Linked DNA regions of Homo sapiens: region 1 is linked to region 2. A link is an interaction called in ENCODE POLR2A ChIA-PET data of the cell type or tissue named here. Cell type or tissue: PC-9. All regions are shown on one strand. Links, peaks and the distances in the headings refer to the core of each region. The heading gives the core; the rest is flanking DNA. Region 1 holds the start of SULT1A2 (sulfotransferase family 1A member 2). Region 2 holds the start of SBK1 (SH3 domain binding kinase 1).

Region 1 (12,127 bases), core at 5,282-9,281, 300 kb after region 2:
GGGGGCCTGTGGCCACCACCTGCTGGCATCCTCCCATGGAGGCTCTGGCAGACTGGCTCTACCACTGAGAAGGGACAGGAGGTCATTCCCAGTGCCCAGAGGCAGGGGTTTCCCAGTTCTCCCTCAGCAGCCAGAGATCATCCCGCCCTGGCCCCTCATCTCCTGCCCCTTCTGGGGCCTGGGCCAGTCGCCCCCTCCTCTGCCATGGCCCATGCCCATCTGTTGCCCTGGCTGGTTTCTGCAGAGCCACACGCTGTGTGTCGTAAAGCCAGCCTTCCAGACCCCCTCAGCCTGCATTAGGCTCTCCTACCTGTCTGCCCTCCCAACAATCCCATGGTGGGCAGAATCTTGGCATGTCAGTGTCCCCACACAGCCATGCTGGTTCTGTGTGAAGTCAAGTGGGGTGTCCAGCTGTGCCTGAGGAGGTTGAAGGTGCACATTTAATTTTTTTTTTGGTTTTTTTAACTTTCTGTTGAATTACAATGTATATTAATAGAAGAAAAGTACACATAAGTGCAGAGTTCAATGAAATAGTCACTAACTGAACACACTTCTGTAACCAGCATTCAGATCAGCAAACACAGCCTGAACAGCACCTTGGAACCCGCTTTCTTTCTTCTGGTTCCTCCCCCTGGATCCCCGCTGTGCTGCCATCTCACCCAACTGTAGTTAAACCCAGCAGCCCCTATAGGTGCTGACACATGGCCGATGGGGTCACAGTCCTGCTGGGCCCTCGGGCTCACTCGGGAACTGGGGGCTCCCAGGTGCTCCTTCAACAGCTCAGTGCAGCATGCTCGGGGGTCAAGGCCGGCACCTATCCCTGGGGCCTCAGGCCTCCCTTCCTTCCCACAGCGGCCAAGATTGCCGGTCTCTACAATGACTCGGAGCCACCCCGGAAGACCATGCGCAGAGGGGTGCTGATGACCCTGCTGCAGCAGTCGGCCATGACCCTGCCCCTGTGGATCGGGAAGCCTGGTGACAAGTGAGGGCAGCAGCTGCGAGGGAGGGGCTGGTGCCCAGGGGCTGGGACTGACCCTTTGTTCCACTCACAGGCCCCCACCCCTCTGTGGGGCCATCCCTGCCTCAGGAGACTACGTGGCCAGACCTGGAGACAAGGTGGCTGCCCGGGTGAAGGCCGTGGATGGGGACGAGCAGTGGATCCTGGCCGAGGTGGTCAGTTACAGCCATGCCACCAACAAGTGAGTGACACCAACCCTGGGGCTGCTCTCTGGTCACCGAACTTGCCTGGGCTACGGGAGAAAAGCTCTGCAGAGGGTGCTCCCCAGAGGCTGGTTGTGCAGGGAGCACCAGGTCCTCCCCCATCCTCACTCCCCAACAGGTACTGCGCCCCTGGCTGCATCCAGCCTTTTCCTCCTTTTGTCTGCAGGTATGAGGTAGATGACATCGATGAAGAAGGCAAAGAGTGAGTGTCCAGGCCAGGGCAGGGCATGGAGCCTGGGGGCAGCCTAACAGCTGAGAAGGAGCATCCCCACCCGGCCACAGGTTGATATAAGCCCCTCTTCCCCCAGGAGACACACCCTGAGCCGGCGCCGTGTCATCCCGCTGCCCCAGTGGAAGGCCAACCCGGAGACGGACCCTGAGGCCTTGTTCCAGAAGGAGCAGCTCGTGCTGGCCCTGTATCCCCAGACTACCTGCTTCTACCGCGCCCTGATCCATGCGCCCCCACAGCGGGTAAAGCAGCCTCCAGGGGAGAGGCCATGGGTGATGTCAGGAACAGGCTGATCAGACAGACGAGGGGTCCTCTCCCCACTCCTTCCCTTTGTCCTCATCTCACAGGCTCCAAGCTGACAGGACCCACCAGCTGCCCTCCCTCTTCCACTCCAGCCCCAAAGGCCACCATCCCTTTGCCAGCCCTGGCAGCCTTGGCAAGCCCCGAGTCAGTGGCTTCCAGCCCCAGGAGAACCAGCTCCGAGATGGGAAGCTCCTGCCCTGAGCCCTGGGCTCCTACCGCCTTGTGCTCTTGGTGACATGGGACACAAGCCACCTGAGGCCAGGATCCCTGCCTGCCACCCTCTGGGTTGCCCTCAGTCCTCTCAACAAAGAGTCCTTGAAAGGCAGCAGACCCTCCAGCTATGACCCCACTAGGAAGGGAGTCAGCACCCCTACTCCTCCCTGCCTATTCCCTGCCTTGGGTCTCCAGCCACTGAGAAAAGAGCTCTGTAGCAGCAGGGACTGGGCCAAGACTTCTTGACCCCAGAGTGAAGGATGTTAGGAGTGGCTGAGAGTCCACGGCCCAGAGCCTCCTGTGGTCTAGGCTGGGGGAAGGGGGTGCCTGTCCTGGCCTGGGGGTCTCTGAGCAGCCCCTCCTGTCTGCCTGCCCCACAGCCCCAGGATGACTACTCGGTCCTGTTTGAAGACACCTCCTATGCAGATGGCTATTCCCCTCCCCTCAATGTGGCTCAGAGATACGTGGTGGCTTGTAAGGAACCCAAGAAAAAGTGATGCCGCCTGGCAGACTCGCCATCCCCCAACGACACAGGGCAGGACAGCAGAGGACGTGCTGGGATTAAACACATTCCCCCTCTACTCGTCTCCTGGGTTTTACTTCTCCAGACCCTCTCCCCTCTCCAAACAGGGCAAGTTGAGGAGCTGGAGCGGGGAGGTGGCCGTATTTGGCCCCAGTGGGCGATCACTCTTTCAGCTCAGGGTTTCTCTTGGCTTGGAATAGAGACTCTGCATTGAACACAAATCATACTTTATTCTGGAGCCTCTTGGTCAGGCTTGATTCGCACACTCCCTCTGCAGTGACTCCAGGAACCCCTCTCACAGCTCAGAGCGGAAGCTGAGGCTGCAGCCTGCCATCTTCTTCGCATAGTCCGCATCGAAGCGCTCATTCTGCGCCACGGTGAAGGTGGTCTTCCAGTCCCCAGCCATGCCTGGGGGAGGAAGGCAGGGAGCAAAGCTGGAGTCTCATCCCAGGGGAGGCCCCGAGTGCCTATGGGGAGGCTCCAGCTGCTGCTCCCACCTGCTCCAAACCCCCGTGCTGGCCGGCACCTACCTTTCCTCATGAAGGGGGAGATGCTGTGGTCCATGAACTCCCGGCGGACGGTGGTGTAGTTGGTCATAGGGTTCTTCTTCATCTCCTTGAACGACGTGTGCTCAACCATGAGGTCCACAGTCTCCTCTGGCAGGGAGCGCCCCACAAACTCCAGGATCTTTTGAATCTCCCTTTTGGGGTTCTGAGCAGCAGAGGGCTCCTCAGTGGAGGCTTGGATTGCTGATTCAGGAAAATAAAAGGGGTCCACTTCTCTAACCTCAGAGGGGAACTGGCCACTTCCACTTCAAAACCCATAGAGCCAGCTCCTCGACCCCTGGGACCCCAGTCCCTGGGGCAAAATGAATTGCTGTCTGCCCTGTGATCCCATCATGAGCTGGGCTTGGCTCCTATGGGTAAGGACTGGGATGGTCTTCTTCCGTGCCTGTGGCCCTGGGTGGCATAACCATTGGCAGGGAGAAGCAATTGGAATAGATAGCTGATCTGTGGCAAGGGGCCGTGGTTCAGGCGTGTAATTCCCAAGACTTTGGGAGGCTGAGGCAGGCGGATCACCTGAGCTCAGGAGATGGAGACCAACCTGGCCAACATGGCACAACACAAAAATTAGCCAGGCATGGTAGTGTGCATCTGTAATCTCAGCTACTCAGGAGGCTGAGGCAGGAGAATCACTTGAACCTGGGAGGGGGGGTTACACTGAGCTGAGATCACACCACTGCATGCCATCCTGGACAACAGAGCAAGACTTTGTCTCAAAAAAAAAAGTAGCTGATCCATGGCCACCCGTGCAGCTGACTCAGGCACAGGAGATGAGAGCTGTGCCCAGCCTGCTGCCACATGGGGCTGCAGTGGGGCCTGGGCCAGGGAGTCAAGATGGGGAATCCGGGCCTGCTGGAGGGGCCGCCCAGGGAGGGTGGCTGGGTGGCCTTGGCAGGTCCCTGTGAAGTGCCTGCCCCCAGGTGTCACGTGGAGGGAAGCATCAAAGGCGGTCTCACCTCCTTCATGTCTTCATAGAAGAGGTAGAGAACAGGGTGGGTGCGGCTCAGCTCCCACCACTCTTGCACGTGCTGGTACCAGGACCCATAGGACACTGGAGAAGCGGGCAGGGAGTGCCGACACAGGGTTGCTGTGCGTTGTAGCCACCACCCCTTAGCTCCACACCTTCCTTCCTCCCATCAAGCCCACCTTCTCCAGCCATGAACTTCTCCAGGAAGCTTTCCCAGGTCCCAGGGTGAGGGTACACTTTGGCCATGTGGTAGAAGTGGTAGTAGGAAACCGCCACATCCTTTGCGTTGCGGGCAACATAGACCACCTGCAGGGGCAGAAGACTCAACCCCAGCACCATCACCACACAGCCTGCCCCAGGCCAGCTCATCTCTTGGTTTGGCAAAGGAGGAAGCTGAGGCTTAGAGGCTGACTTGTTTGAGATCTCACGGCACAGGTAGGGCCAAGTCAGGATCTGAACCCTGCTCAAAAGCCAAAGTCCTGCCTGGTCCCTGAGACCATCATATTCTATAGTAATATAATCTGCATCAATGCGTCACACCCCGATCTGGAGCAAGGCATGCTCCACCAGGCATGTTCCCACCACCACCAAATTTTGTGGGCCTGTGAGGACCCACCCTCTACCTTTCTTAGGTCTACCCGGAAGAGTCTCATGTTTTTGGTCATCAGAGCAAAAGGCAGACAGTCCCCCCCGTGGAAGATGAGACAAGTCTGGAGGAAGTGAGGCGACTCTCCCAGAAGAACAGGACCAAAGCTGGGCTGAGCCGGGGCCTCCTTCCCTGGATTCACATGCCCCACACCTGGACCTTTGCTTTTTTCTTTTTGTTGTGGTTTTTTTTTTTTTTTGGGGGGGGGGACTCTAGGTCTCAAAAAAAAGAGAAAAGAGAAAAAAGACCTTGGGCTTTCTTTTTTCCTGTTGCCCAGGTTGGAGTGCACTGGAGTGAGAATAGCTCACTGCAACGTTGACCTCCCAGGCTCAAGCAATCCTCCAACCTTAGACTTTTGAGTAGCTGGGACTATAGCGCTATGCCACCATGCCCTGCTGATTATTTGCATCTTTTATAGAGATGGAGTCTCCCCATGTTTCCTGGGCTGGTCTGGAACTCCTGAGCTCAAGCGGTCCACCCATCTTGGCCTCCCAAAATGCTGGCATTACAGCGGTGAGCCACCCAGGTGGCAAACCTTTTAAAATATTTATTTGTTTTGTTTGAAACAATGTCTCGTTGTGTCTCCCAGGCTGGAGTGCAGTGGCACAATCTCGGCTCACTGCAACCACCGCCTCCCAGGTGCAAGCTATTCTCCTGCCTCAGCCTCCCGAGTAGCTGGGATTACTGGCGCCTGCCCCAACGCCTGGCTAATTTTTGTATTTTTAGTAGAGACGGGGTTTCTCCATGTTGGCCAGGCTGATCTCAAACTCCTAACCTTGGGTGATCTGCCCACCTCGACCTCCGAAAGTGCTGGTATTACAGGCGTGAGCCACAACAGGCCCAGCCCCCTGCCACCTGCCGCTTTTTTTTTTTTTTTTTTTTTTTTTTTGAGACAGAGTTTTGCTCTTGTTTCCCAGGCTGCAGTGCAATGGTGAGGTCTCGGCTGACTACAACCTCTGCCTCCCAGCTTCAAGCAATTCTCCTGCTTCAGCCTCCCAAGTAGCTGGGATTACAGATGCCTGCCACCATGCCCGGCTAATTTTTTTGTATTTTTAGTAGAGATGGGGTTTTGCCATGTTGGCCAGGCTGATCTCAAACTCCTAGTCTCAGGTGATCCACCTGCCTCAGCCTCTTCAAGTGCTGGAATTACAGGTGTGAGCCACCGCACTGGTGGGACACTCTTTCTATTCATCGTTTTTTGAGACAGTGTTTCTCTGTCACCCAGCCTGGAGTGCACTGGTGTGATCATAGCTCACTGTAGCCTTAAACTCCTAGGCTCAGATGATCCTCCCACCTCAGCCTCCTGAGTAGCTGGTATTACAGGCACACACCACTATGCACAGCTAAGTTTTTTTTTTGGAAGAGACTTATCTGGAACTTCTGGCTTCAAGGGATCTTCCCACCTCAGCCTCCCAAAGTACTGAGATTGCGGGTGTGAACCACTGTGCCCAGTCTCACCTTGACCTTCTGATCCAACAGAGTCTGGGGGAGCAGAGCCAGGGGCAGGTGTGTCTTCAGGAGTCGTGGGGCTGGTGTGTTTTTCAGAGTCTCCATCCCTGAGCAGTGGGTCAGGGAAGGTCTGGTGAGCTGAAGCCCCAGCCCTGTCTTCCTCCACTCCCCTTGCACCCAGGACACACACACCTGAGGGAATCCCTGGGACTTTGAACTCAAGGAAGGGCACCCGCATGAAGATGGGAGCTCGGTGACACTTTTCCAGGTCACCGCCCTGGTAGATCATGTCCAGAATCTGGCTCACCCAGGTGGTGCCTGGAGAGGGAGGGAGATGGGAGGTGAGCAGGCTGAGGTGAGCATGACCTCGCTGGCCAAGGTGGGGACTGCCACCTGGGAGAGGGTGGGTGGCCCTCCTCACCTACCGGACTTGGGGTAGGTGCTGATGAGCAGGTCATCAGGCCGGGCCTGGAAGCTCTGCAGGGGCCCCAGTGCCTCTGCAAAGTACTTGATGAGCGGGACCCCCTTCACGTACTCCAGTGGCGGGCGAGAGATGTCCTGGATCAGCTCCATGTTCCTGCGTCAGGGGCCAGAGCCAGGCCCGTTCCCTTACCACCATCACAACAGCAAGAAAGTGGAATTCTTGCTTTCAGGGAAGTCACTGAGGCCTAGGGAGGCTGAGTGACTTGCCCGCACTCACAAGGCCAGTCAGTGGCGGGGCTGGGGCTGAAAACCAGGTCGGGCTCTAATGTGGTGGTTCCCCAGCCTGGCCTCACCTTTCATTCACCTGCGGAGCTGTTCAAAATCCCAGGGCCTGGGCCATGGTGCAGACCAGTGAAAGCACCCTCGTGGCGCGGGGCCCAGATGTCAGGGTGTGTGAAGGTCTCCAGGAGAGTCCAGCTGCACTGAGGAACCTCTAGGACCTTCCTGTGCTGTCTTCCTGCCAGCCAGCGCCCTTTGTCTCACCATTTCCTGCTGGGACCCCCAGCCTCCACCCAGTAGGCTCCTCTCCCCGATGTTCCCCTCCTTGAGCCCCTCGGCCCCTCACATGTGGCAACTCCTAGGCTGGCCAGGCCTGTGATCCACTTGCCCGGCCACAGTCCATCTGGGCTCCAGGACAAACAGCCCATTGAGCAACTGAGCTGGTATTGGGGGCCAGAGCCTGATGTGGGAATGAGCAAAACTGTGATGACTCAGCAAAAGGAGGATCCTGGGCAGGGTGGCTCCCACCTGTAATCCCAGACCCTAGGGAGGCTGAGGCCAGAATTTGGAGACCAATCTGGGCAGCATTGGAAGACCCCATCTCTAAAAATCTTTTAAAAATATTTTTTAAAACTATCCAGGCAGGATGGTGAGGGTCTGTAGTCCTAGCTACTGAGGCAGGAGAATCACTTGAGCCCAGGAATTCAAGGCTGCAGTGGCCAGGATCCCACAGCACTCCAGCCTCGGTGACAGCAAGACCTGGCCTCCCCGGAAAAAAAAAAAAGGAAGGGAGGGGGATTCAGGCCGGCCGGGGTTGTCTGAAATGGGATATCCATGGGGAGAGGGCAGGGATAGCAGAGGCCTCGGCTTCTGGAATGTTGGAGCCACAAGCTGAGCAGGGTGAGGGCGTCCTGGGCCATTCCGGTGTGTCACTCACCTGAGCTCTTGGGAACCTGGCCTTGTGCCCTCCTCGCCCGCAGTGGCTGAGTGTGGGTGTTGTGTGGGGAATGCAGGGGTGTTGTCTGTGCTGAGGGTTTCTTAGGTCAGTGTGGGAGGGATCTGGAGCCGGGGCTGGACTTAGATTTGCTTCCGGAAGGAAGGGGTAGGGTTGGGGGTGGGGGAGCTTCTCTATTACCCTCCTTAGTTTGCCAGCTGGAGACAAGCTTAAAGTGATCTCCAAAGCCACGACTGGGTTTGGTGTGTAGAAAACAGAAGAATGAAAGGGGAAAGGGCCCAATGGTGGGTTTGTTTTTGTGGGTTTTTTTTTTTGAGCTGTCACTGGGCTCCTGACCTGCCCCTGAACTCCAAAAGACAAGCTTTCTCTAATTGACCCAGGCAAGAGAGGGGAGGGATTGGAGGAGAAAGATGGGATAGGCAGGCCCTGGAAAGGTCACCTACCTGCTGGCTCCAGGCCAGTCTTGAAGGTGCCAGGGGTCCTGGCCCAGTGCAACCCACAGGCCTCCAGCAGCCCATGCACTCCAGGCTCTGACCACAAGGCCAGTCTGGAGTGATGCGTGTGGGCAGAGTGAAGGGGCAGGGGTGGAGCAGAGCATGGATCCATAGAACAAGAAAGAACAAGGACACTGCAGTCCCATTGCCCTGGGAGCCAGCCCCAGCTTCATGGCTCCCTGGGGACCTCACAGAACATCGATAGAAGATCCTAGAAGAACCACAGCCCCTGGCAGGTACTTTTCTTTCCATGGGTTTGAAGGAGGCTCCACAGACAGAGGCCAGAGGAGGTTGAGGCTTGGAAGCCACAGGGCCCCGTGGAAGGAGTGCATCCCCCCACCCTCCTCGTTCTTTGTCCTCACTATTTAAAGTCCAGGGTCAAGCTGGGCACGAGACAGGTAAACAACCATCTGAGTAAAGGTGAGTCTCCCAAGCCTTCCCAGGGTTGCGTGAGCTCAGAGGCAAGCGGGGAAAACTGAGGCATGGGATTTCCAGGCAGAGGAGAGGCTGCTCCCCTGCTAGGGCCACAGGCCCCTCCTCCCTCCTCTGTGCCCCTGAGGAATCCCCATGACTGGCAGGTCCTCCGGCTACTAGCTCCACCCCTGCCCTCAGCAACCTTCAGGAGGCCCTCTTGACTGAGACTTTGTATTGCACTCTAGTGAAAACCAGCCGGACCAGCAGGGGGTGGCACAGAAAAGAGGCGAGAATGTGAGATTAATAGAGTGCTAGCAAGACAACAGAAAATCCCAGGCAGCAGTTTCACATGACCAGAAGAAGGAAACTTGAAATAGCTGCATGTGCCAAGGGCCAATAAGTCCCTGAAAAATAGGATGAGGACCAAGCTGGCTGCGACCAACCAGAAGCAACATGGCGCTGTATTTGATGTAGGTTTCACCTAGGATCTCACTGTACAATCAGTAACATATGAAACCGTACACCCACCAGTGCCAAGACGGCTCCAGGAACACCTGTATTTGGGTGTAAATTGTGGCACCACGGTCTTGAGAAATCTTTACCTTTTCCTGGAATCTTCATGAATATACCCCTCTTTAGTTGAAGAAGCCCATAAAGGTCAGCCCCACACCTTGTAGGGCATGAGACACTCTCTTGAGGACCCCCACGTTCCTCTTCTTCAGTGAGTCCCTTTACTCTGCAGGAAATCTGCCTACGTTCATGACTTTTGCACTTGTCCTTAAATTGTTTCTGGCTAAGGTGCCAAGAGCCTGGAGAAGGCCTGGCACGGTGGCTCACTCCTGTAATCCCAGCACTTTGGGAGGCCGAGGCAGGCAGACCACCTGAAGTCGGGAGTTTGAGACCAGCCTGACCAACATGGAGAAACCTTGTCTCTACTAAAAATAGAAAATTAGTCAAGCCTGGTGGCACACGCCTGTAATCCCAGCTACTTGGGAGGCTGAGGCAGGAGAATCGCTTGAACCCGGGAGGCGGAGGTTGCGGTGAGCCAAGATCACGCCATTGCACTCCAGCCTGGGCAACAAGAGTGAAACTCGGTCTCAAAAAAACAAAACAAAACAAAAAAAAGCGTGGAAACGGGCTGAGGTCGATGTCCCACCGGTCTTTGATGACCTCCCCTAGGCCACCAGTATCTGGAGGGGATTAGGGACACTGAGCTCCAGCAGGGCTATCCAGTGTGCCTGCAGAAACAAGGTTGGTCACAGGCAGCCCAGGACAGGGAGTGGGGTAGGGAGGCTGGGGCCAAAGCCCACTCACGTCTTCTAATTCCGAGTCTTCCACTATTTCCCCCGTGCTCATCCATCACAGCCAGATCAGGTCACCCAAAGCAGTGACGCCTCACAGCTACCAAGGCATGGGGCCAGAGAGAGAGACAGAGTCAGGCATCACAAGCCCCCTCCAGGCTCAGCCCTGAATACCAAGATCAGGACACGGCTGCCCCGGCCTGGATTGCACAACTGGGCACCCTCTTCCCAAAGCTGGACCAGGCTGGGGCCGGGGGACTGCACTCAGCTAGGGCATTGGCCCTCTAGGGGCAGAAGCTGCCCTGGTTCTTCCGGAAGGAACTCCTCTCACAGGCAGATCACGTGGGCTCTTAGCCAACAGCCAGGGTTGGGGCAACACAAGGGCCCCGCTTCATCCTGTCCCAGGCAGCAGGCAGGTAAGAGACAAGGAGGGAGAGGCAGCTGGCAGCAACCCCTCTATGCAGCAGGCACTGTTCCGGGCATTACACAGCTCCATCCCGTGAGGCAGAGGTGACTGTTATTTGCATCTTACAGATGAGGAAATGGAGGTGGGGGTTTAAAATCCTTGCCCCTGGGACTAAGCTGGTGCAGGTCCTGGGAGCATCAGCAGTGATTGATTGAGTCACAGCCTCACCACTGCAGCCAGACCTGAACTTCCTCACAGCTCAGCAACACCCAGCAGGTCACTGAATGTCCCCAGGGCAAGTCCTCTACTCACTCACTATTAGCGGGTGCTCAGTAGAAGGCACCCGTTTTCCATTATTTTATTAACTATTTCTTGGCTATCGTCTCTGTGCAGGACTTTGTTCTACAGCAGTGACAAGAGCTGCCCTCGGGCAATGTAGTGCAAAGGTTGGGGTGGGAGAGACTAACGAGAGTCATAAAGCACCTAGCCGGTGAGATAGTAAGTATTCAGGTAAAGAAGCAGACGGGGAAGTACACAAGAGGTGCAATTTTATTTTATATTTTTAGAGACAGTTTCTTGCTCTTTTGCCCAGGCTATAGTGCAGTGGAGCGATCAGAGCTCACTGCAGCCTCCAACTCCTGGGACCAAGCGATCCTCCCACCTCAGCCTCCCCCCGTAGCTGGGACTACAGGCATATGCCACCATGCCCGGCTTCTCAGAGCTGCAATTTTAAATCGGGAGATAGAGAAGACCTCCCTGTGGAGGTGGCAGGTTATCAAGATAGGTGTAGAGAAGAACCTTCCAGTCAAAGGGAAAAGGCAGGTCCTGCTGTGCTCAGGAATGGCCAGAAATACTATCATCCCCATCTTAGAGACGGGGACAGGGCCGCAAAAGTGTCAGGGCGTTTCCTGGCTCCTCAACAAACAGCTGGATCCGAAGTGGTCTGGGGGATGAGCCGCCCTGCCTGGGGCGGACCTCCCCTGGAGCTCAAGGGCTCGCAGGGCGCACAGGCCTCTTGGGCCCCGGGTCCGGCTCAGGCTCGGGCTTGGTGCCAGCAAAGGGACCTGCGCGGTGCCCTGGGGCCGGGGAGGCCCGAAGGCCATCGCCCGTGCGGCGCGGCGCATAGAGGTCCCGGCGGAGGTCGGGGTGCAGCGGGAGTAGGAGGCGCGCCTATGGAGGGGGTTCCAGGCCCACTCCAACAGCGGCAGGATACGGAGGAGTTAGGGCGGCTCCAGGCAGGGGGGCGGACCCCAAGCCCTTGCCCGCCTGCCGCCGCCTGGTCTCCTTCCTTACCCGAAGGGTTGCCACGGCGGGCGGGAAGCCGTGCACGACGAGCACTTTCTCCCTGGGGAGGAGAACGGGGGTGTCCCTGTGAGCCCTGCCGCGCCCAACCGCGGGTCCCCTCCAATTCCACCCGAGAGCGGGGTCCTCACTGCCGGCTTCAGCCTAGCCCCAGGCCCTGCCCCTAAATGAAGTCACGCCCCCTGAACCTGCCCACCTCAGGCCGCGCCTCCAGCCCAGGTACCCACCTGTCCCCCCTCCTCTCCCTCCTGCGCTCCATCCGACCCCAGCATGCCCACCAAGACCCCTACGCTGGCCCGCATCCTGGATCATCACCTCCGCCCCAGCCAGCTCCTCCCCGGAGTTCCACCGCCAAGATTCCCAGGGCACTGTCTCCCCGTCATGCTCCTCCTCTGTGACAGTCCCGTCCCCACCCTGGACTCCCCACCCATGTCACAGG
Region 2 (12,127 bases), core at 2,992-6,991:
CCTAGGCGTCAGGGACAAAGGACTGCACCATTGCAGGCTGCTACTTCTTTTTTTGTTTTTGTTTGTTTGTTTTTGGTTTTGTTTGCTTTGTTTTGAAAGACAGAGTTTCACTCCGTTGCTCAGACTGGAGCGCAATGGCACAATCTTGGCTCATGGCAACCTCTGCCTCTCCAGTTCAAGTGATTCTTGGGCCTCAGCTTCCCGAGTAGCTGAGACTACAGGTGCGTGCCACCATGCCCAGCTAATTTTTGTATTTTTAGTAGAGATGGGGTTTCGCCATGTTGGCCCAGGCTGGTCTTGAACTCCCAAACTCAGGTGATCTGCCCACCTTGGCCTCCCAAAGTCACCACTTCTGTGCCTCTCTTCAGATGTGTTGTGTTGGTTCCATCCTCTGAGAAGCAGGCAAGGTGGGCCAGATGTGCAAATGATTTATTGAGGAAAACCCTTGGGAGGGACCAAGAAGGAGGGAGGAAGAGGAAGCTGGGAAGATCATCAGACTGTACTAGATCTAACACGTGGAAAAGAGAGACAGAAGGAAGGATGATGGGAGAGGAAGAGTCTTCAACTGCAGTGCAGTGAGAAAGTTTTTACAAAGTCAAGGGGGAGTCCTTGATCCAAAGCTGCCTGTTCGAGGAGTCCTGTGTCTCCACGAACAGACGCGCCTTAGTTCTTTGGCTGGGATCAGCTCGTGGGAAGCAAACCAGAGCCTTCCTGTGTGAACCACAGATGGGTTTCACAGCTGCTGCCCTTGGTCAATGACTTTTCCTGAAGTCAGAGGTCTGAATGGCACATTTTCAGGGCCGTCACCTTCCATCCCTTGCACTACTCAGCTCTACCATGGATCCTGTGAGCCTCTCTTTCTATGGGAAAACTTTGAAGAGGGAGATTAGTGGAACATGCTAGAGCCCCCGCCTCCTTGCTGCAGTTATCGAGAGGCCATAACCAGCGCTTGTTCTTTCTTTCTTCACTATCCATTCTAAATTATCCACACTCTCCACCGTCGCCTTGGCAGGCCTTGGTGGGTTACCTGGTGATGTGACCCGACCCTTCAGTCCTGAGGGACCTAAATTATTGGTTATTGTAACCCATGGATCACTGGATTCCCATATATTCCTCCTTGTCCTCCCACTGTAAAAGCAGCCCTGCCCTCTCTGCTGACCAGGGTCAGTTAGTGCAGCCATGCTGGTGCCCTCTCTTCTCACCTGCTGGTCCCAGAACACATGGAGTCCAAAGTTTCCCAGCCCCGGCCACAGCTTAAATTTAATGGGACCCATGCTGTGTCCCCTGGCTAGAGCATACCCTCTTTGGGGACCAGGACTTCCCTCCCTGTAGAACTGAGAGGGAGTCGGGAGGGGGACTTAATTACCCACAATGCATGCCAGCAAACCTTTACTAACTGCACTATGGGTAATCAAAGCCCCAGATAAGGAATCAGGGAAGGTTTCCGCAGAAGGTGGCCTTGAACTGGGCAACCCTTGATTAACTGTGGCTAGGGGCACTGCAAAGCTTGATTTGACTCCTCCCCTCTCTAGGTCTGTTTCTTCCTCTGCAAAAAGAGGAAAGTGCTCTCTAAGTGCTAACATTCTGAGACTCAGCTTTTAGACACAGAATGTTTTCTTCCTGCTTTCTCCCTCTCCAGCCCCCTCTTCTGCACACCCAATAACTCAAATCCCTCTATTAGTTTATTTACGGCACTAAGGCCTTGGAGAGGATTAGAACAAAGTTAGAATGAAATCCGAAACTCCTCTACATTGGCAGGACAAGGAGTGTGGGAGAGGAAGGGAAGACACAGAGTTCTTAGAAGAGAACTTGTTTGGAAAACAAGGAGGAAGGGAAAGGTGTTCCAGACAGAGGAAACCGAGTAGACAAAGGCGTGGAGGTATCAAAAGCAGATGTCAGGCCGGGTGAGGTGGTTCACACCTGTAATCCCAGCACTTTGGGAGGCTGAGGTGGACAGCTCACCTGAGGTCGGGAGTTCAAGACCAGCCTGGCCAACAATGGCAAAACCTCATCTCTACTAAAAATACAAAAATTAGCCAGGCGTGGTGGTACACACCTGTAATCCCAACTACTTGGGAGGCTGAGGCAGGAGAATCACTTGAACCCGGGAGACGGAGGCTGCAGTGAGCCAAGATTGTGCCATTGCACTCCAGCCTGGGCAATAAGAGTGAAACTCCATCTCAGAAAAAAAAAAAAAACAAAAACAAACAGATGTCAGGGCTGGGCGTGGTGGCTCACACTCGCAATCCCAGCGCTTTGGGAGGCTGAGGTGGATGGAAGGCTTAAGCTCAGGAGTTCAAGACCAGCCTGGGCAACATGGCAAAACCCCATCTCTACAAAAAATACAAAAATTAGCTGAGCCTGGTGGTGCACACCTGTAGTCCTAGTTACTTAGGGGGCTGAGGTGGGAGGATCACTTGATCCCAGGAGGTTGAGGCTGTAGTGAGCCATGATTGCACCACTACACTCCAACCTTGGTGACAAAGTGAGACCCTGTCTCAAAAAAAAAAAAAAAAGACAGAGGCAGATGTCCTAGAATAGCGTGGCTGAGGTCAAGGCCGAATGGAGAAGAGAGGTCCTTTGTAGGGGAATGGAGAGCAGGCTCTAAATGTTAAGGGCTTTGAATGCCAGGATAAGTAAGGTTAGACTTTACCCTGATGGTACACAGGAAGTCCTTGGCAGTTTTATGTAAGACAGCAACCCAACCCCATTTGTATTTTACAGACCTGATGATCCCAAAGGATTTGGATTCTAGAAAAAAGACAATCACCAGGCACGGTGGCTCATGCCTGTAATCCTAGCACTTTGGGAGGCTGAGGTGGGTGGATCACTTGAAGTCAGGAGTTTGAGACCAGCCTGGCCAACATGATGAAACCCCGTCTGTAGTAAAAATACAAAAATTAGCCAGGCATAGTGGCACACGCCTGTAATCCCAGCTACTCAGGAGGCTGAGCCAGGAGAATCACTTGAACCCCGCAGGCAGAGGTTGCGGTGAGGCAAGATCGTGCCATTGCACTCCAGGCTGGGCAGCAGAGCAAGACTCTGTCAAAAAAAGAAGGAAGGTAGGAAGGCAGGAAGGAAGGAAAGAAGAAAGGAAGGAAGGAAGGGCGGGGAGAGAAAAAGAAAGAAAGGAGAAGAGAAGAGAAGAAAAGAAAAGAGAAAAAAGACAATCTAGACAGAGGCAGGAGGCCGACAAGTTAAGAACTGAAACAATATTCTCAATGGTAGAGGTTGCCAACCTATGGTCTGGGGGCCAGATTTGTCTGCAAAGTGTGTTTCATTTGGCCCATTCAATATTTCCGAATTTTGGGAATTCGTTTCAAACATTTAAAAGTTGGAAGATTTCTGGATGTCCTGCTTCTCTTTGAATATCATCCAGCCACGCACAGCCCACGATGTCTCCAGTTCCCCTCTTCTCCACCCTCTCTATCACTTTACATGCGACCCCAGTCGCTCATGTCTGCGCCTGTAGGTACTTGCGTTTGCAATCCCTGGCTCCTAAAGCTCTGGAAACAGTCGGGAGTGGCTGGGAGGATTACGCTGGGTTGAGAAAACAGCCTGATCAAAAACTTAGAAGAAATAGGGGCAGTCATAAAAAATGATGAGTTCATGTCCTTTGTAGGGACATGGATGAAGCTGGAAACCATCATTCTCAGCAAACTATCGCAAGGACAAAAAACCAAACACCGCATGTTCTCACTCATAGGTGGGAATTGAACAAAGAGAACACATGGACACAGGAAGGGGAACATCACACACCAGGGACTGTTGTGGGGTGGGGGGAAGGGGGAGGGATAGCATTAGGAGATATACCTAATGCTAAATGACGAGTTAATGGGTGCAGCACACCAACATGGCACACGTATACATACGTAACAAACCTGCATGTTGTGCATATGTACCCTAAAACTTAAAGTATAATAATAATTAAAAAAAAGAATGAAAAAGAAATGCTTTTGAAGCTTGAAGCTAAAAAAACAAAAAAAAAAGAAAGAAATAGGGAAGGCGTCCTATTGGGGCTTTCTCACTAGGGAAAGAGTGAGCTGCAGGGAGGAGAAAGAACAGGGCCTGGAAGGACGAGCTGTCCCTATCTCATCTCTGTCCCCATCCACCCACTTCATCCAGGCCACCAATTTCCGGTTATCAAACAGACAATGCAACATCCCTTACACCTGCTGTACCTCTGCCTAGAATCTCCTTTCTTCCCTTCTATCCGGCGAGCAGTTCCTCCCAGCTGCACTCCTGGACTAGTCACTGCCTATTTGCAGCAGGGATCGCAAAGGCGACCTCAGTTGGATAGGGCAACCACCCAGGCCCAAGTTTATGACCTCTTCCCCAAGAAGACTGTGAGTTCTCTGACGTCTCGCTGGAAATAGGATGCATGGATGGATGGATGGATGGATGGACGGACGGATGGATGGATGGATGGAAGCGCAGGCAGGCAGGCGGACGCATGGATGAATGAAATGCATATCCGAATGCAGAACCTGGATTTGTTTTCCCTCCTTCAAACACACACAGGCTCCGCCCCACTAGCACAGACCGGGACAGTCTGGGGCAGTCTCGTCCCGCAGGGCCCAGAAAGCTGGACCAGGTGACCCTCTCAGACTCCCCCGAGTCCTCTGTAACCTCGTTCTCGCCCCCTCGTGGGCTCTGACCTAGAAAAGGAGTGGGGTGGGTGGGGGGTGGGGGGTGGGAGCCAGCTCGGGAGCCACCGGCGCTAGGACCCAGCGCGGCCGGAAGGGGGTGGGGGCGCCGCGCGGGGAGAATCTGCGCTCCGCGGCGCGCGGCGGGAGGGCGGGCGCGCGGCGGGTGAGCGCGCTTGCGCGAGGGCGCGCGCCGAGCGGGACGGACAAAGGGGCGGGCGGCGGCGCGCGAGCCGGAGGGCGGAGCCGCGGGCCGGGCGGGCAGGTGCGCGCTGGCTGGAGGGCGGAGCCGCGATGCCGCGATGGAGCGCAGCCCGGGCGGGCGCCGGGGCCGGGGCCCGAGCGCCAGGCGGAGCGCGAGCTGGAGCCGCAGCCGGAGCCCGGGCCAGGCCGGGGGCCGGGAGCGCAGGGCCGGGCTGCTCGTAGCGGCGGCGACCGAGCCCCCCAGCGGCTGAGGGGCTTCCAGCGCCCGCCGGTGGCCGGGACCCACTAAAGCCCCCGCAGCCGAGGAGTGCGGGGAGCCCCCTTCCACATCCAGGATCCGGCGAGCCTCGGGGAAGAGGGGGGGCCCTCCCGGATCCGACACCGAGCGACTCCCCTGCGGGGAAAGCGGAGACTTCCTCGGTATTTAGAAGACAGCAAGCCCCCTACGGCACCGCAAGGACTCCCCCTCCTCAGTCTGGGCCCCCGCCCCAAGACCTAGAACGCAGTGCCCCCAGGCCGGGATTGCGAGAACCCCCTCCCAAGATCCGGTCATTACAACTCCACACCTCAAGACAAGAAGACCCAGCTCAGAACGCCCCTAGATCAGGGGATCCCAATTCCCCCCAACTCCGGTACATAGAAATCCCAAATCTAGGCAGCCGGGGACAGCAAGAGACACTCTCACCAGCAAGAAGCCTCGGGGATCCCCCCCCTAAAGCTCCAGGACTTGGGCGACTGAGCCCCTGGCGGCACCGCTTGCACCCCGGTCCATGGTCGTGGCGCCCTGAGCCCCCGGGGCCGGGCAGACGAAGACCGCGACGGCGCCCAGGCCCCCTGCCGCGGCGTCCCCGCGGCCCCAGCCCAGGTAAGCCGGGCCCAGGTGAGGGGCGGCAGGTGAGTGGCCACCGAGGTCCCCATAGCCCTGCAGGTGGGGAAGGAAGTATCGGGTTGCGCGCTCCCCCTTCCCCAGCGTCGCCATGGAGCCGAGGCTGAAGGACGTCTCTTTGTGTCTCGCTTGGAGGAGCCGCCCCCTCCTCCTCTCCCTTCCCCCACCCCACTCCCTAGCCTTGAGGCTCGGGCGCAGCTCCCCGGCCCCACGGAGGAGTGGTGGTGGAGCCCGTTGTGCCATGGAGAGGGGGGAAGAGGGCGGAGAGTCCCCCCCCAAAAGCTGCGAGCCTGGAGGTTGGCCCCCAGGTCCTTGGAGTGTGAATACCCCTCCCCCACGGCCAAGCTGAGCTTCTAGTGAAGTCCCCCCGAGAGGGGAAAATTTGGGGGTGCCCACAGGTGAGGGGGGCTGCCTTATGTGGCCCTGGGTGATGGCTGGGGCTTCGGGTGTGTGTCTTTGTCTGTGAGAGTGCGGGGAAGGGGTGTGTTTGAGCGGATGAATGGGAATCGCATCTTCCCTGTGACTCTGCTGCCCGACCCAGGCCACACTGGCGGTCTTTACCTAAACCATACTTTGTACTCCCTGTGGGACAGGGAGGGAGTAAGTACCCCCCAAAGTGAGGCGCTAGTTTCTGGGGAGGAGAGGTAGCCTAGATGAAGAAGCTATTTCAGGTCAGGGCACCGTTCTGTTCCCATTTGTCCCAGGGACAGCAACCCAAGTCTTTCCCTTCCCCTCCTAACCTGGAGAACACCCAGGTTAAACCAAGGGTTGGCTCAATGTGTCCCAGACAACCAAGGGCCAATTCCAGGGTCTCACTGTGGCTTTCCAGGTGGTACACACGGCCGTACCCCAGCCTGGCCCTCAGTGAGGTCCTGAACCCCAGGCTCTACCGCATATGAGGAAGCCGAGAGACCCTAGGGGACATTGTACCCTGAAATCCTGAATCAGATCCTGAGAAGGGGCTGGACTGCATGGAAAGAACACACTCTGGGCTGCTGGGAGTTCCTCTCATCTCTTCTCTCTGAGCCTTCTGCAGACAAGCAGTGATGCTGGACCCATTTGATAGGTGCACAAACTGAGGCTCGGGAAGGCAGGACCCAGGATACAGCTAGCCCTGCCAGTAGCTCCTTCACTTATTCATTCAACAAACCTGTCGCCAATGTCTGTGATGGACCATGCGCTAGAGTCAGGGTCCTTTTCCCCACTTCATTCCTATCTCCTTTCTTGATGTCTCCTGATCATCAGACCCCTGGGCACGTCCCATTGGGCCTGTTGAAGTGGACCGGGCCAGGTCCAGCTGAGAGATTCTTGACCCTACACCTGAAGCAGCTGATCCCTGTCCTGCTACAGCCTTGGGAGCCCTGAGCCTGGGTGGCTGACTCCTCATCTCCCACCTTCCCAGCACCAAGTGCCCCCACCCCCACCTGCTGCTGGCACTGACCCAAGGGTGAGGATGTGACCAGCTGGAGACGAGGGTAGGGGGCACTTGATGCGGGCAGACCTCTGGCAGCCTCTCCTGCCAATTTCAGGACAGTTGAGGCAGCCACCTTCAGCACAGGCTGTGGGGGAATCAGGTGCCCTGAAGACTGAGTGACCTTGGGCAAGCACGTGGCCCTTCCCAGAGAAAATGACAGAGAGTGAGCCTCTCTGCAGCTTGAAGGGCGGATGGAGATCGAAATTGGGCAGGACAAGCATCCAGGTTTGCTCTACCCATTGCTGAAGGAGTTCATTTCCCCCCAGTGGGGGTTCCCAGAAGCCCAGGGCTTTGTCACACACCCCACAGGCAAGGCAGTGGAACCAGAGGCTGAAGAGCAGAAATTTGAGTCACTGTGTCCAGGGCAAACTGTGAGGAGGCCAGAGGAGGACAAGGAGCAAGACCTCCCCTCCTCACTAACCTGCAGTGGCTCTCCATTGAGTCCAGAATCAAGTCGCTGAGTCCAGATAGTCTCTGGACTGCAGCCTGGCCCTAAACCACCTCTCCTAGCCCATCTCCTCCGTGTCCTCTAATTCTCTGCCTCCGTCACGTGCTCTTCCCCTGACCTGAAAAGCCCCACTCTAGGATGGCTCCGGAGCCGTTTTCTGCCTCCACCTCCCTTTTTGAGCTGACCTGAGCTGGCACGTAGTAGAGAGCTGAATTTGATTGGTTGGTGGTTTGGTGGCTTGGAGGTAGTGGCGTGTGTCTACATGTGCAGTGAGAGTTTGTCTCCACATCTAGACTCAGCTCCAGGAGACGGGAACCAGGTTTGTCTTGTCCATACTGCATCAGCATTGTCTAATTCAGAGCCCAGCGTATGGTAGGGCACGTGCTGTAAAATACAGCCTATAGACGATTTTTGTTGGTCCAATGTATTTTACATGTTTGTCTTTGTTGTGAGTGCTTAAAAAAAGTCGGGGGGAGGCAATTTCACATACAAAAGCTGATTTTTGGATCTTCTTGAAAAATCAGATGATGTGGCAACCTCAGGCCACAGCGGGAGAATGACCACCTTCTTTAGACAGGGCCCTTGCCTTCCAGTCCACCCCCAGGCAGCCGTTCGCTCCCTTAGGTCACCTCCTGGCCCCCGATGCTGGCATCTGGGTTTGCAGGCCCAGAAAAATCTTTTTTTTTTTTTTTTTTTTTTGAGACAGAGTTTCACTCTTGTTGCCCGGGCTGGAGTGTAATGGCGAGATCTCGGCTCACTACAACCTCCAGCCCCTGGGTTCAAGTGATTCTCCTGACTCAGTCTCCTGAGTAGCTGAGATTACAGATGCCCACCACCACATCCAGCTAATTTTTTTTTTTTTTTTTTTTTAGACAGAGTCTCGCTCTGTTGCCCAGGCTGAAGTGTCGTGGCACAATCTCGGCTCGCTGCGACCTCCACCTCCCGGGTTCAAGCAATTCTCTGCCTCAGCCTCCCGAGTAGCTGGGATTACAGGCACCCGCCACCATGCCTGGCTAATTTTTTGTATTTTTAGTAGAGACGGGGTTTCACCATCTTGGCCAGGCTGGTCTTGAACTCCTGACCTCGTGATCCACCCTCCTCGGCCTCCCAAAGTGCTGAGATTACAAGTGTAAGCCACCACACCCGGCCACACCCAACTAATTTTTGTATTTTGGGTAGAGACGAGGTTTCACCATGTTGGCCAGACTGGTCTCGAACACCTGACCTCAGGTGATCCACCTGCCTTGGCCTCCCAAAATGCTGAGATTACAGCCACCACACACAGCCCAAAAAATCTTTGTTCGGTGGGCAACCTTCGTCTGTGTGTGTTCTGCACTCATGGGTGTTCCCTCCCACCCCCATGGTCAAGTTAGAACGTGCACAGAATAGTGTCCACCCAGGGTCTTAAGGGCTATGTGGTGAAGTGAACCTGAACTTCTCCAGCCTGGTTCCACTTTCCACTCTTGATCCCATCTTGCACTCTTACCCCTGAACTAGTGACATCCAGCAACCAAAAACCTGTTTTCTCTGTCCCACTTGCCCCATGTGTCCCAGGGACAGCAAACCCGAGTCCTTCCCTTCCCCTCCTGACCTGGTTCTAGGTGCAGGTCTTGCTCAGGACTCTTGGGGCAGGGCTACTGTCCAGGGTTCCGTTCACCCCTCTGTCCACAGAAGAACTGGATGAAAGCTTCTTGTAGCTGTAAGTTTCTTCCTTCTAACTTTCTAGGACTAAGTCCAAGCTGGTCTAAGTTTTGGTCAGGCAGGAGAGCTGGGGGCCTAATTATAGGAGTAACTAAAAAATATTGGTCAGGTGCGGTGGCTCACACCTGTAATCCCACCACTTTGGGAGGCTGAGACAGGTGGATCATTTGAGGTCAGGAGTTTGCGACCAGCCTGGCCAACATGGTGAAACCCTGTCTCTACTAAAAATACAAAAAATTAGCCAGGTGCGGTGGCATATTCCTGTAATCCCTGCTACTAGGGAGGCTGAGGCAGGAGAATTGGTTGAACCCAGGTGACAGAGGTTGCAGTGAGCCGAGATTGTGCCACTGCACTCCAGCCTGGGTGACAGACTGAGAGTCCGTCTCAAAAAAAAAGAAACAAAAGTTGACATTTCCTGAACAGAAACGAAACTGATGGGCATTGTGGAGTAGCTGGGCCAGGGGCCAGCAGCAGGCCCCTGTCACTGGGCACAGCTCTAGAAGGGAGTGCACCCTTTTTCTGAACACAGGTCTCCAGCAACCTGAGGTCAAAGCAGATACCAGAGCACCATGGAGGAGAGCTCAGGCTCTGGATTCTGCCTGGGCTTGAAGCTCACTGAGATGCTGTGTGACCTTCAGCAAGGCACTTACCCTTTCTGGGCCTCAGTGCCCTCATCTATAAAAGAGGGATAATACTATCTTGTAGGATCATCAGGGGGATTAAGCAGGCTAAAGAATGGAAGGGACCTAGGACAGGGTATCCCATATCAAAAATGCTCACTAACTATTGGCCCTTATTAAATGGGGCGTCGGCAGGTGGGTGACTGAGCCTCCACAGTTACTCTTCCTTGGGAGCTGGTCTAGGGAGGCAGAGGCTTCTGGTTCTGTCCTCAAGAAAGGGAAGGGGTCCCTGGGAGGCAGGATAGCATTGTGAAGTGGAGCTTGCCCCTGCCCCAGGTGTGGGTGAGGGCGGAGGCCCTTCCTGAGCCTCTTCTAGCACTCTGCCTGAGGGCTGGGACCGTGGTTTTGTGGGTAAAGCCCTCCTCCTTCCCAGCCTATGCTTTCCACGTGAGGCGCCTGCTGCCTTCTGCTGGAGAGTTTCCTGGAGACTTTCTGCCCCAGAAGGATGGGCCCCAGGCCAAAGTATTCCCCAAACCACCCCTCCCCTGGCTCGCCTCCTGCTCCCCCTTTCAGGTCTCAGGAAGGGGTGGCAGCTAGGCCTGGAAAGGCCAGTTAAAGTCCCCTCTCCTCCCCAGCCACCCTCCCATCGCCCCACAATTGCTTGGCCATACCTGGAGAGAGGACAGGTCCAGCTCAGCCCCACCTTGGGAAACCACGTAATGTCAGGGTTGGAGAGGAAGCAGCGGAACATCTCCTAGTGTCAAGTGCTCAGTGCTGGACAGCGTTTTCTCATTTAGCCCTGAGGACAGCACCACGTTAACCCCAGAGTCAGGATTTGCACCCAGCTGTGTGGGCCACCAAAGGTTTGTGTGAAGCCAGTGTCTGAGTGCCCAGGTTTGAAGCCCACCTCCACCATTCTCTGGCTGCGTGACCTTGGGCAGGTCAGTTGTCTCCTGGGCCTCAGTTTCCTCTGACGTAGAATGGAGACAATAATAGCTGCCACTTCCTAAAGTTGTTGTGAGGATTAAGTGGATCTGTTGCAGATGAAGCGCTTGAGCAGGGCCTGCTGCTTAAGTGTTTGCTCTGGCCTTCCCTGCCGGGGTATGCAAATGAGCTGATCCAGGCCCAGGGAACTGCTGTGATCTCCCACTGCACTAGCACTCCTTCCTCATGGCTTTAGGCAACCACCAGAGGGGCAGAGGATGTTCCAACTGCCTCTGGGCTTTGGGATGGCCCCAAGGGGCTGGGAGACAGGGCACGGGTGGGGCTGGAGGGGACCATCCTCCTCCTTCTGATCTGGGCCCAGAGAGGCTGTATAGCGCTGGGCCCCCACTGCCTCCAGGGCAGCTTTTCTGGGTTTGTTAGGGTCCCCCACCATAGCCAGAAGGGGTTTACCTATCCATGAGCATAATTTGTGACTTTCTGAGCCAGGGCTCAAGGCCTTGCAGAGAGGAGACTTTTCCACCTTGGGAGCTCAGGTGCCTGCCAGCCCTGACCCTAGGTGTCTCCAGGAGGCACAATGGGGCCCACAGATAACACAGCTTAGTGGTAAAAAACGCAATCCCTAGATTCAGCTGGGTGACCTTGGACAAGGTGCTTAATCTCTCTGTGCCTCAGGTCCCTCATCTGTAAACAAGGGGGATGATATTAGTACTTGCCTCTTAGGGTCACTGTGAGGAGTAAGAGAATGAATGTAAAGTGCCATGAATGGCACCCAGTACCCATTAAGGGTTTGTTGTTCATATAAGTCCTCAAAGCCCTGAGCAGAAAGGGAAAGTTAGCCCCATCTTTACAGATGGAAAAACTGGAGGTGTATGGGTGAAGCTGTTTCCTCAAGATTCCGTAGCTGGGATTTAGGGAAGAGTCTGCCTCCCTTGATACCATTCACACATGGTCCACAAGCCAAGGCCAGTCAAATGGACCTGATGGGACCTCGCCTGAGCTCCAGGGCTAGATTTCCTGCCCCACGCTTCCACTTACACGGGGCCATGGCAGTGAGAACTGTGTCAGGGAGGAATCTGCAGCACTTGCCCCAGGCCTCCCCGAGAAACCTCTAAGCTTCCCCCACCCCCTCCTCAGCCCCACTCCAAGAACAGTGTGCGATGCTGCCACAGCTGGCCTCGGAGTTTCTGAGTCTGATCGGGTCAG

Evidence for each region. Peaks named below come from ENCODE experiments on the same cell type or tissue, not always from the same donor. Only the 100,000 strongest peaks of a DNase experiment are listed, where the experiment ranks them.
Region 1: POLR2A ChIA-PET joins it to region 2 with 18 read pairs; 3 of 35 experiments call an interaction of 5 or more read pairs at or near these places.

Annotation. Positions count from the first base shown.
Region 1 is chr16:28,589,244-28,601,370 of GRCh38, forward strand. It overlaps SULT1A2 (sulfotransferase family 1A member 2), which reads right to left and starts at 7,807. Exons shown (of 8, transcript NM_001054.4): 1 at 7,754-7,807; 2 at 6,540-6,691; 3 at 6,307-6,432; 4 at 6,124-6,221; 5 at 4,199-4,325; 6 at 4,009-4,103; 7 at 3,020-3,200; 8 at 2,700-2,897. The coding sequence starts at 6,687. The coding sequence ends at 2,785. It overlaps SGF29 (SAGA complex associated factor 29), which reads left to right. Exons shown (of 10, transcript NM_138414.3): 6 at 853-982; 7 at 1,053-1,199; 8 at 1,388-1,423; 9 at 1,530-1,692; 10 at 2,347-2,547. The coding sequence ends at 2,463. RefSeq lists enhancers at 7,745-8,039, 9,673-10,207, 10,208-10,741, 11,575-12,089. In PC-9, for the core only: CTCF peaks have their summits at 7,391, 7,600 and 8,908 (motif pointing right); DNase peaks (open chromatin) are centred at 7,338, 7,778 and 8,888; H3K4me3 peaks cover 2,701 bases; H3K27ac peaks cover 3,445 bases.
Region 2 is chr16:28,287,586-28,299,712 of GRCh38, forward strand. It overlaps SBK1 (SH3 domain binding kinase 1), which reads left to right and starts at 4,940. Exons shown (of 4, transcript NM_001024401.3): 1 at 4,940-5,715. It overlaps LOC124903670 (a long non-coding RNA gene), which reads right to left and starts at 4,480. Exons shown (of 2, transcript XR_007065033.1): 1 at 4,182-4,480. RefSeq lists silencers at 4,432-4,603, 4,811-5,040. In PC-9, for the core only: no CTCF peak of the experiment used is centred there; a DNase peak (open chromatin) is centred at 4,506; H3K4me3 peaks cover 1,750 bases; H3K27me3 peaks cover 1,537 bases.